2 separate regions of the Mus musculus genome follow, and region 1 is linked to region 2. Evidence: chromatin loops called from intact Hi-C (ENCODE). Cell type or tissue: left cerebral cortex. All regions are shown on one strand. Each heading gives the region's core, and the rest is flanking DNA. Links, peaks and the distances in the headings are about the cores only.

The links. Hi-C counts contacts between places; a loop is a spot of excess contacts. Peaks named below come from ENCODE experiments on the same cell type or tissue, not always from the same donor. Only the 100,000 strongest peaks of a DNase experiment are listed, where the experiment ranks them.
Region 1: a loop joins it to region 2, with 15 times the contacts of the local background. A loop is called at or near these places in 2 of 42 quality-filtered maps.

What each region holds. Positions count from the first base shown.
Region 1 is chr10:106,507,286-106,512,675 of GRCm38, reverse strand. All of the region lies in intron 2 of Ppfia2 (protein tyrosine phosphatase, receptor type, f polypeptide (PTPRF), interacting protein (liprin), alpha 2), which reads right to left. Among named protein-coding and RNA genes, the nearest start is that of Ppfia2, 40 kb to the right of the region's middle. In left cerebral cortex, for the core only: no CTCF peak of the experiment used is centred there; DNase peaks (open chromatin) are centred at 2,765 and 3,145; H3K27ac peaks cover 680 bases.
Region 2 is chr10:106,413,011-106,418,400 of GRCm38, reverse strand. No RefSeq gene overlaps it. Among named protein-coding and RNA genes, the nearest start is that of Ppfia2, 55 kb to the left of the region's middle. In left cerebral cortex, for the core only: no CTCF peak of the experiment used is centred there; a DNase peak (open chromatin) is centred at 3,203.

The DNA of each region.
Region 1 (5,390 bases), core at 219-5,218, 94 kb before region 2:
GAGGTTGCAGTGGTGAGTGGGAAGGAGAAATGATGTATTATGTCTTAATTTTTAAAATTACAAATAAGCATGTAGAGAAAGAATTTTTTGAGTACAAATCAATTAGGTGCCTTAATTACACCTTCTTTTATAAAACCTTAGATTTTTAAAAGAAAATAAATGACATGTAACATCAATGCATTTGCAAAAATATTTGTTTTTGTACTAACTATCCTGACACTAGCTAGTAATAATGAGTCTTTCTTGTTTTTGAAATTTTATTTGTACACAATCTGGAATATGAGTTTTAGAAATATTCAAACAGATCAAATATTGTCATTAAAGTTATCAAATATTAATAAAAGCTGCAATATTAATTATATATATTACTGAAATGCTTTAATTTTTGTACATATGTATTGGATTTTTAACAGTAAAATATTTGGCTTGAAGCTGTTAGGGCCTAAGATGGCCATAATGCTATTTAGTCTTTACAGAGGAGAAGTTCGTGTAGCCAGACATCCTAACACCTGCTATAGTTTCCAACATTAGAATGTTGACGCAGAAAGATTATAAATTTGGGACCAATCTTGGCTGTCTAGAGAGAGAGACTTCCTCTCTGGATAGGGAAGAGAGAAGAAAACAAAGTAAAGCCTATACTATCAGTTCAGGACAACAGTCTAAACACTATCTAGGTAAGTTTAGATTTGAAGTTTAAATTGACTCCTTTCTTTTTTATCATGTTTCACACATGTACTGAATGCACACAGAGTGCTCTCAGGTCCTCATCTGCTGCCTGCTGCTATCTCTCCTCTTCTTTTTTTTATTAGATATTTTCTTTATATCTAATAAAAACATTTCAAATGCTGTCCTCTTTCCTGGTTTCCCCTTTGAAAACCCCCTCTCCCATCCCCCCTCCCCTGTTCACCAACCCACCCACTTCAGCTTCCCTGCCCCGGCATTCCCCTACACTGGGACATAGAACCTTCACAGGACCAAGAGCCTCTCCTCCCAATGATGTCCAACAAGGCCATCTGCTGCTACATATGCAGCTGGAGCCACAGGTCCCTCCATGTGTACTCTTTGGTTGGTGGTTTAGTCCCTGGGTGCTCTGGGGGTACTGGTTGGTTCATATTGTTGTTCCTATGGGGCTACAAGCTCCTTCAGCTCCTTCGGTCCTTTCTCATGGTCTTGACCCGCAGAGGTTAATCAAAGTCACCTGTGTGACTATGGATTTGCAACTAGGTGCTGGAGCCTCCTGGGCTTTTCAGTGATTGCACATCTCAAAGACGATAATTTCTTCCCATCCCAGATTCTATCAATAGTTGGTATCTCAGTGTGAAAGGGAGGGATGGCACTGGGAGCTGTACCCCTTCCTTTTAAAAGTCACATTTAATATCAAGTATAAACTATTCATGACCGAATTTCTACTTTTTTTATATGGAGTGGAGTGGAGTAGAGGAGAGGAGAGGAGTGTACGTGCCTGAGTGTGTGTGTGTGTGCGTGTGTGTGTGTGTGTGTGCATATATGTGCGGGTCTGTTGGTATCCAGATCATTGCAAGACATTGGATATCTTTCTGTATTCCTGCCCATCTTATTTCATTAGAGAGGGTCTCTTATTGATCTGGAGTTAACTGATTTCCTTCAGCAGACTAAGAAATCCAAAGATGTGCTTGTCTTTATCTCCCAAGTGCTAGAACTATAGATATAAACTGCCTTACTGAGATTTTTAGACACTTCACATATGACCAAGGCTAAACTATCTCTCTAGATTCTTGAAATTACATTTCTAAACTAAAATTTATTCAACAAATGTTAAACTATGTCTTAATTGGAAAACATACACAAACACACACACACACACACACACACACACACACACACACACCACACACACAGAGAGAGAGAGAGAGAGAGAGAGAGAGAGAGAGAGAGAATATTCTTTCCATTTCTTTTGAAGAAACAAACAAAAAATATCCCTCTTTTAAAAAATATTAGAAGTCTTTCTATAAATACTGTTCTGAATAAGTTATTGTATAATTAATATCTGAAAGTAATGAAGATGTATCAGAAGAAAGTTGTCCTAAAGGCACTTTTTTGTTTGTTTGTTTATTTGTTTTGACTTTTGGGCAAATTCTGATCCTGAAATTTTCTTTATAGCCCAGGCTGGCTCGAACGTAGCAATCTCTCTGTCTTTGCCCCCAGGTAGCTTGTAGTACACAGGGATTAAAACTGTGTACTATCTAGCAATTAATATATGAGGGCTTTTTCTGTTTTGATGTTTTCCACATTTTGACATTGCTTCTGGGTTTCAGATTTCTACAAGTAATATACCCAGAGGTCAGATAGCAAATGTTCTTAAGATTGAGAAGGCTTGGCTTAAGTAAGAAACTTTGCCAGATGGACAATTAATTATGTGCTGACAACCAGGACAGAGATAATGAAAGTTTGCCTATGAAAGAATGAGGTTTACTCTGAACATCCTGAAGAGAACAGGTTGGTAACATACAAGGGAACAGAGCCTTATTTCAGTTAAGAATCTTCCTCATTGGAAGAGACAGTATTTTAAGAAGCCAAGGGGCACTGGGACAGAATGAAAGTCTCAATATGGAATCAGAAAAGGTTTTCTGTGGTGACCCAGATAATTATTTTAGGCAATGTGGGCCACATGGTCTCTGTTGCAATGACTCAGCTCTGCATGAGTAGCAGCCAGAGAGAATGCATAAGTGGATGAGCAGAGCCGAGTCCTGACACTACTGTATGAGTCTGTGCTCCATACAATTTTCATGTATCCCGAGACAGTGCTGGTGTTTTCATCTTTCACAATCTTTTTAAAATGTGAGGAAAATATCATATCATGAGTGACTCAAAGCAGCTCCAGATTTATTTAGATATCAGCTTACTAGCTTCTGCCTAAACCATCACACAGATGCAGAAAATAGAATACTGGTGAATTGTCATAGTGTGGTACTGCGTGAGAAATTTGAAGAGATGGGAGGAAATTAAACCCAGGGTGTGCAGTTATCTGAAAGAAAAACCTTGAAAGCAAGACAGACCTGGCCTAGGAATGTTACACAGATGGACAAAGAGGTGGTAACTGAGGCTGAAGATGAAAGGGGTGGTGAGAAGCTCTCTGAGGGTTGCCTGGCAGTGTAGACCGCTCAGCTGTTGTGCCAGTAAAACGAAATCACCATGTTCTACAAGATCGCTGCATCATAATTTTAGAACCAGAAGGGCTCTTAAAAGACATCTGGTCTAACTTCAGATTTTTAGAGCATTTTTATAGTGGGAAATCTCACTGAAACTAAAAGGCAAGGAGAGTTTTAAATGTGTGCAAAGTGACTTCCCACTCAATACATTTGGAGAAAAGTCTGTTAAATGTTTGAACAGTTTCTACACATTATATTTCATTTGTTTAAGTCCTGAGTCTTAATGTCATCCCATCAACGCTGAAGCTGTGAGAAGAGCAGAAGTTGCTGCTGTGTACCGCAATTATGCTCACAGGCTGCCCCTAGCTTAGCATTTATTCTAGCTGGAATTTCAGCACCTGGGAGAAACATAACGTGATAATATTTTCAAGTGTGTAAGCCAGATTTTCTTTACATATAATGGTCAACCATTGCCAAGATGAGTATGGCCAGGAAATTATTGTTTCTGCTAAATTCAGTGGGTATTTTTTTTTTTGTTTTATCATTTTAAGAATGTAGAAGGGAGCACTATCTATGAAAACAACACACTGAACATGGACACATTGTATCTTATCAACTTGAAAGAAATAATATACATTAGTATTGGACACATAAAAATATTTATGACAAGCCTCAGATCTGCTGTTGTTAAGAAATCACACTCAGTGTCCTGCGCTCTAATGCAAAGCTACAGCTCACTTCTTTTCTTGAAACGGAATGTTCTAAGTTTCCAGAATTACTGTAAACAACTTGTATTTTAACCTAATCCCACTTCTGTCCCCAGCATGAGCTTTGTTTTCTAATTCTTCCTCCCTATTATTTGACTTTAATATCTTCCCCTCTCATGATTGCCCCTTAGCAGTGTTTTCCTGAAACAGAAAACTAAATTTCACGTCAGTGTTGCACATCCTTTTCTATAATGTTCGCCTTGTAATGTCATGTAAGATTAAGATGAATGTAATTATGGGAGTTAAAACATTTCAGCATAATATATTTATCTAGATAAATTAAATTTGTATATGAAACAAATCTAATCATATATCTTAAAAGAGAATAGAATTAGATTTGACATTTAACATAATTGTAATAGACATACACATACAACATGAAGGAAAAAAGCCATTTTGCATTAGGGTTATCAATTTTCACTAGCAATTGAACTATGTTATTTTTACAAATCCTAGCATAAAATTACCTTAATTTACTAAAATATTCCTATTTCAGACATATACAGAATCGTGCTGAGGCACAACACAACATGAGTTGTTTGATAAACAATATTTGTCCTGTGAACATTCTAATTACATTTAGATCTAGCACATTTCAAAATCCCAGTGCCATTTAATGTCTGGTAGTCACGACTTTTAGAGATCAACCATAATTCTGTTTTGAAAAGAAAGAAGTTCAGGAGTGGCTTGTGAGAAAACACCGGCTGCATGTGCCATGACTAAAATTTCAAATGTAACCAAATCTCTTAACTGTCACTATGTTCTGTGCAGAAACAGTTGCGTTCAACAGAATCCTTTAATTAGGAAATGAAGTGGTTTGAGCAAAGCCTCTTACTGATTATAAAATATGTTTTGGGGAAAAAGAGCTGAAAATGACATGTATAAAAAAATGTGGTTGGGTCTGCCTATGAAATACGTACACATAATGAGTATCACTGATGGCAACGATTGGACCCTCCTCTCTCTCTCTCTCTCTCTCTCTCTCTCTCTCTCTCTCTCTCTCTCTCTCTCTCTCTCTCTCTCTCTCTCTCTCTTCTCTCTCTCTCTCTCTCCCCTCTCTCTCCTCTCCTCCCTCTCTCTCTCCTCTCTCTCCTCTCTCTCTCTCTCTGGAATGTGTTAATATGAGGCATCTTAGTTCAAGATCCAAGTCAAACTGAGGCTTAGTAGGAATGACACCAAATATGTGGACTCTCATGGAACTAAACCAAAATCTAAACCACAAACTTTACCATTTAACAAGGAACTAATACATACAGCCTATATGTTATTTTAAACATTATTTAAAATACGCATACATAAAATAAATTTTCATTTGTGGAGGTTTTCCCTTGCGGTGTTGGTGCTTCAAATATTTCAGTTAAAGCATTTTAACATTCATCGTTTTCAAATTAGAGATCACCAACTTGAACACTTTGCTTGAGAGTATTTTATTTAATTGCCACAATCGGGCCATAGAAAAATATTGGTGACAAAATTTCTATCAAGATAATGGTGC
Region 2 (5,390 bases), core at 190-5,189:
TTATTTATATTTGTATAGCCATCAGGCTACTTATGTGTGTGTGTGTCCATGTGGAGGGGAAGAGGGATGTGGGGTGGGGGCGGGGCTGGGATTGTAACAAAATGTTAGAAATATCCATGATAGAGAGATAAACTCAAAGAAGCCATAATAAGAAAAATAGACTCATAATATTATCATTGAGAACAATTATAGTTTCAGATAATAAAACCTCGATTCTATCTTGCTGATCAATGTTTCATTATGCTTTTCAGTACCATGTTCTTTTGATGATATAGTTCTATACTATACTTTGATATCAGGGATGGTGATAGCAACACTGGTATTTTCATTTTCAGGATAGTTGGGCTGTTTAGCTATCCTTGATCTTATGTGTTTCCATATGAATTTTATGATTTCTTTTCAAATTCTTAGGATAATTACATTGAAATTTTGATGAAGATTATATTCAATGTGTATGTAGCTTTTTGGTAGAATGGCCAGTTTCTCAATATTAATTCTTCCCTTTTTTCATTAATTAATTTATTAATTTTACATCCTGACTGCAGTCCCCTCAGTCCTCTCCTCCCAGTACCCCTTAAATCTCCTTCCCTGTATTCTCCCCCTTATTCTCCTCAGAGAAATGGAACCTCCTTCTGATTCCAGCTAACAACCTATCTTGGCATATTAGGTCTCATCAGGTCAAAGAGCATCCTCTCCCACTGAGGCCAGACAAGGCAGCCCAGCTAGGGGAAAATGAATCAAATAACAAATGCACCTTTGTGAAATTAAAAAGAATCTGCATAGTAATGTAGCTGTCCAGCAGCTATGGAGAACTGGGTACCTGAAAGGGAGGCTGGAAATGAAAAAGGATGGGTGAACTAGAGAAGGATGAAGCCAAGACAAAGTTTTCTGATCAAAGCTCAAAGTTTAATTTTCAGCTCTGTGTTTATATAGGGAAAACCCCACACACCCATCCTTTGTTTGGGTTGGACTATGTTGCTTTGTTTCAGTTGGACAATGTTGCAAAGCAAGCTCAGCAGGCAGTCTGCTCCTGCAGGAAACTGCAAGTGTGACAAAGCAGAAGACTTCCACCTACCTTGGAAGACTCCACCCTAGGTGGGTTAGGTCAAGGAAGACCAACTGTGGCAAATAATTAAGGTCTTTTAGCCTGCTCAAGGCTGGGGGAAGGGCACAAGTGAAAACAACATCATTTGTATGAAGAGTCAGCCTAGAGAGCTGGCTTCTTTTTACAGAAGACTTTATTTTGGGTTATGATTTCAAAGGAGAGATTCATAATTTCAGGGAGAGGCATGCATGACAGCAGGTAACTGAAGCAGTAAATTGAGGCATCACATCTTTAGCCACAAACACAAAAGAGAGCCAACTGGAAGCAGAAGAAGAAATAAACTCCCCAAACCCACTCCCTGGGAACAAACTCCCTCGAGGAGAGAAGAACTGGGAAAAGATTTCCTTGCTACAAATCTGACATAGGATTAAAGTCTAGAATATACAAAGGGGAAAAAAGTACACACCAAGAAAACAAACAATCTAATTAAAAAGTAAGATCTGTAGCTAAACAAAGAGTTCTTAATAAATGCAAAAGTATGAAAACTATGTTTTAAAGGATCAAGGCTAAGCATCCTTAGCCATCAGAGAGATAAACATTAAAATTACTTTAAAATGCCACTGTGTCCTGGTCAGAGTGCCTAAGATAAATATATATATATATATATTTTAATGACAAGGAATATTGACATTGAATTGAGGAAAGGAGACCACTTAGTGTTGGGTGTGTTGAAACTACTGTGAAAAGTGATATGAACACCACCTCCCACTCCCCCACCCCACCCCTCCATCCCCGCCGAAGCTAGAAGTTATTTTGTGAACAGGTACTACCGTTCCTTGGCAGATACCCAAACAATGCTACATCTTATTACAGAGATAAATATCTCATCCACAGTAACGCTGCTCTATTCACAATAGGCAAGAAATGGAGACAGCCTAGACATCATAGATATCGATATCAGCAGCTAATAAATGGAGCCTTATGAAATTAAAATGTATAATTACTTGGGATTTTTCTAAGCCTGTCCCAGCTCCCGGATAAGGACATGGAGAATTATCTATGTATTTATGACTTTGGCTCTAGCTTAGACTTGCTCCCCAAGTAACTCTTAATGTACATCAACCCCCTTACACCATTTTATGTCTGTCGTGTTGCTGGTTAGTTACCTCTCCCCAGTTTCATATGATGTCTTACCTACTCGCTCCCCCTCAGTGATCATCAGACTTTTATTGACAAGTGAATGCTTTCACACTGTGCATAAGAGTTTATCCCTGCAAAATCATTTATGCCCATTAAAGGGTACCATGGCTTGTGTGATGAGGCAGCCCAGAGAATGGGAAAATGGCTTTACATCTGCCAGAGGGTTATGTTGCAGGATATTGGACCATCTCGTGAACCCTGAGATGGTGAACAGGGTAAAATCTGTTTCTAGTGATATAGCTCAGCACTTACAGACTCCTTTAATCCAAGAGCTATCTGTTTAGTGTAAACAAGGCTTTGTGGTGTCCCTCAGCTCTAGCATACACCTTTAGCCCAAGAGCTCTATGTAAACAAGAGCTAAATAAAGTCAATGACAGGCAAAGCAAGCAACCAGTTGAGAGTGAGTGAACACAGGAAAACTCAGGAAAGAGACAGAAGGGTCTTTGAGTGAAAGGGTATTTAAGACAGTGTGAAGAAGGAGAAAGGGCATTTTTCTTCCTCGGTATCACTGGAGTAGGAAGGTCAGCTGGGTGCGTTCTCTGCCTCTCTGAACTATCAGGCTTTCACCACAGTATCTGGCTCCTGATTCTTCATTTGATAAATCAGACATTTGTGATTTCATATTAAAAACAACAGGATTAGATTCTAGAATATACACAGAGCTAAAAAACAAAAATTAGACATGAAGAAAACAAACAACCTAATTAAAACTGGGCCGTGATTTTAAAAGAGTTCTCAAAAGAGAAAACATAAACGGCTGACAAATTTAAATTTAATGGAGAACATTTGTAAAAATGCTTAACATCATAAGTCATAGGAAAAATGATAATGAAAATTACTTTGAGATTTTTATCTTCCCCCAGTCAGAATGATAAAGAGCAAAGAAACAAAGCACCACAGATGTTGGTGTGGATGTCTGTCCGTGGAGGGGGAGCAGTTAGTCACTGCTGGTGGGAGTGTAAACTAGTATAGCCACTATGTAAATCAGTGTGGAGGTTCCTCACAAAACTGAAAATAGACTTACCATATGATCCAGCTATCCACTTTTGAGCATAAACAAAGGATTTTATAACCTACTACAGAGATAATTGCTCCTCCATGTTCATTTCTACTCTATTCACAATAGCCAAGAACTTGAGACTACCTAGATGTCCATTAACTGATAAACAGATAAATGAAATGTGGTATATATACAGAATTTCATTCAGCTGTAAAAGAAAAATAAACATAAATGGGTGAGTTAGTGATAATCATTCCCAGGGAGTCAACTAAGACCCAGAAAGCCAGATGTGGTACATGTTCCCTGATAAGTGGATGCTAGCTTCACTCTTTTGATATGTGCCCATGGAAGACAGGAAGCTAATAAGGGGCCATGGAGAATTTCATAGGCAGGGGATAGAATATAAGTGATTTGAAGATGGGAAGGGGAATAATGGAACAGAGCAGGTTAAGTTGTGTGTGTGTGTGTGTGTGTAGGTAAGTGGGTATCTAGCACTACAGTCTTGTAAAGTAGCTGTATAAAAACATGCTAGTTAAGTTGTATGTGTGTGTGTGTGTGTGTGTGTGTGTGTAGGTAGGTGGGTAACTAGCACTACAGTCTTTTAAAGTACCTGTATAAAAACATGCTAGTATAGAAGTTTCCAAAAACATATACATGTAAACATAAAATGTATTTCACTTGATGCTGCCCCAAATAGGGGCTTGTCATTGAATTGTTCCACTTGGCCTCAAACTAACTCTGGCAACTTGTTCTAATCATCTGGCTCCTTCTTATGCTCTGGCTTCAGCTGCCTCTGCTGACCTGCCCTGACCTGCATGAACTCACTAAGGAACTCAACTCCCCTGCACTGCACACACTGCACTGACTCCCAACTGACTGCACTGCTTTTTGAAAGCTTCTCTGTGCTGTTCTCATGAAAATTAGGCATATCCAATCTCTGACTTATTCTGTCAAATCTCTTTCTGATTTGTCATTTTGCCCCTCATTTAGACATTGATTTCAAACAGGACTGTTTTCATCTAAAAACTATCCCGACTTATATTGTTTGGCAGTAAAAGTATATTCTAAGGGCATGTCTGCATTCCAGCAAGAGGGATTAAAGGTGGCGTCTCTGTCTTCCAATTAGATCACACAGACATAAGTCTGTGTATGTGATTCCTTACCAAAGCAGCCTTGTTTGCAGGATTAAAATTCCTCTACAATTTATACAATAGAAAATGAGCTCAAAAATTCCCACCTCTGGCTGAGAAGATATTAGCAGTTTATGGCTACTTGGGCGAGAACACTTGGATTTCATCAAAGAACCAGTCATTGATAGGTTACTTATATTCCTGTATATTAATATAGATTGTCTCATGCTCATGCAGCATGCACATACTGGCAACACTAAGTAGGCTTTTGTTGTTGTTGTTGCTTTTGAACTCAGAAATTTGAAAGGGTAAAATGGTAGAAAAGGACAGTACCCGACTGGGAGAGAATGGAGAAGAATGTGAGCAAAAACGTTATATTCATGAATTAAATCTCAAACAAATGCAAAACCAGAATAAATAAAATGAGAGGCAAAGTTTACTCAAGGGAAATATTACATCAGAATGAAAAGAGTGCAGTAATACTTGAGAGGCTCTCACAAAGCAATTTCTGAAATCACACCTTCTCTTATTTTAAAATGGTAATCATAGCTGATATAATAAATATTATATGAGCAACGAATATAGAAAACACAAAGATTCAAGAATGAGAGTGAGGCGTAAGCCCTCAGGTTTGGCACTCACTCGTGCTTGGAACAGAGCCAAGAACCTTCTTTCTGGGAAGCAATTTCATTTCAGCCATTTTATAAAAAAATGTCTTTAGCAATAATACATACCCTTTGACCTACAGTGTTCTTTTCTGTTATCCTATTGAGGACAACAAATATTCTGACAAAGATTAATGATGTGGCATTACTTTTAATATCGAGGTATTGAAAACCACTTACTCGTTTAAAGTCAGAAAGATGATGAAATGTATATTGACACATCCGTTTGCTACTTGGAGTCAAGATTATGGATAGACAAATCCAGATTCTCTGTCTGTACTTGTCTTTCAGTCTTTCTTCCTTCGAGAACAAAAAGAGTTTAATTAATTAACCCACTTCAGGACATTTTG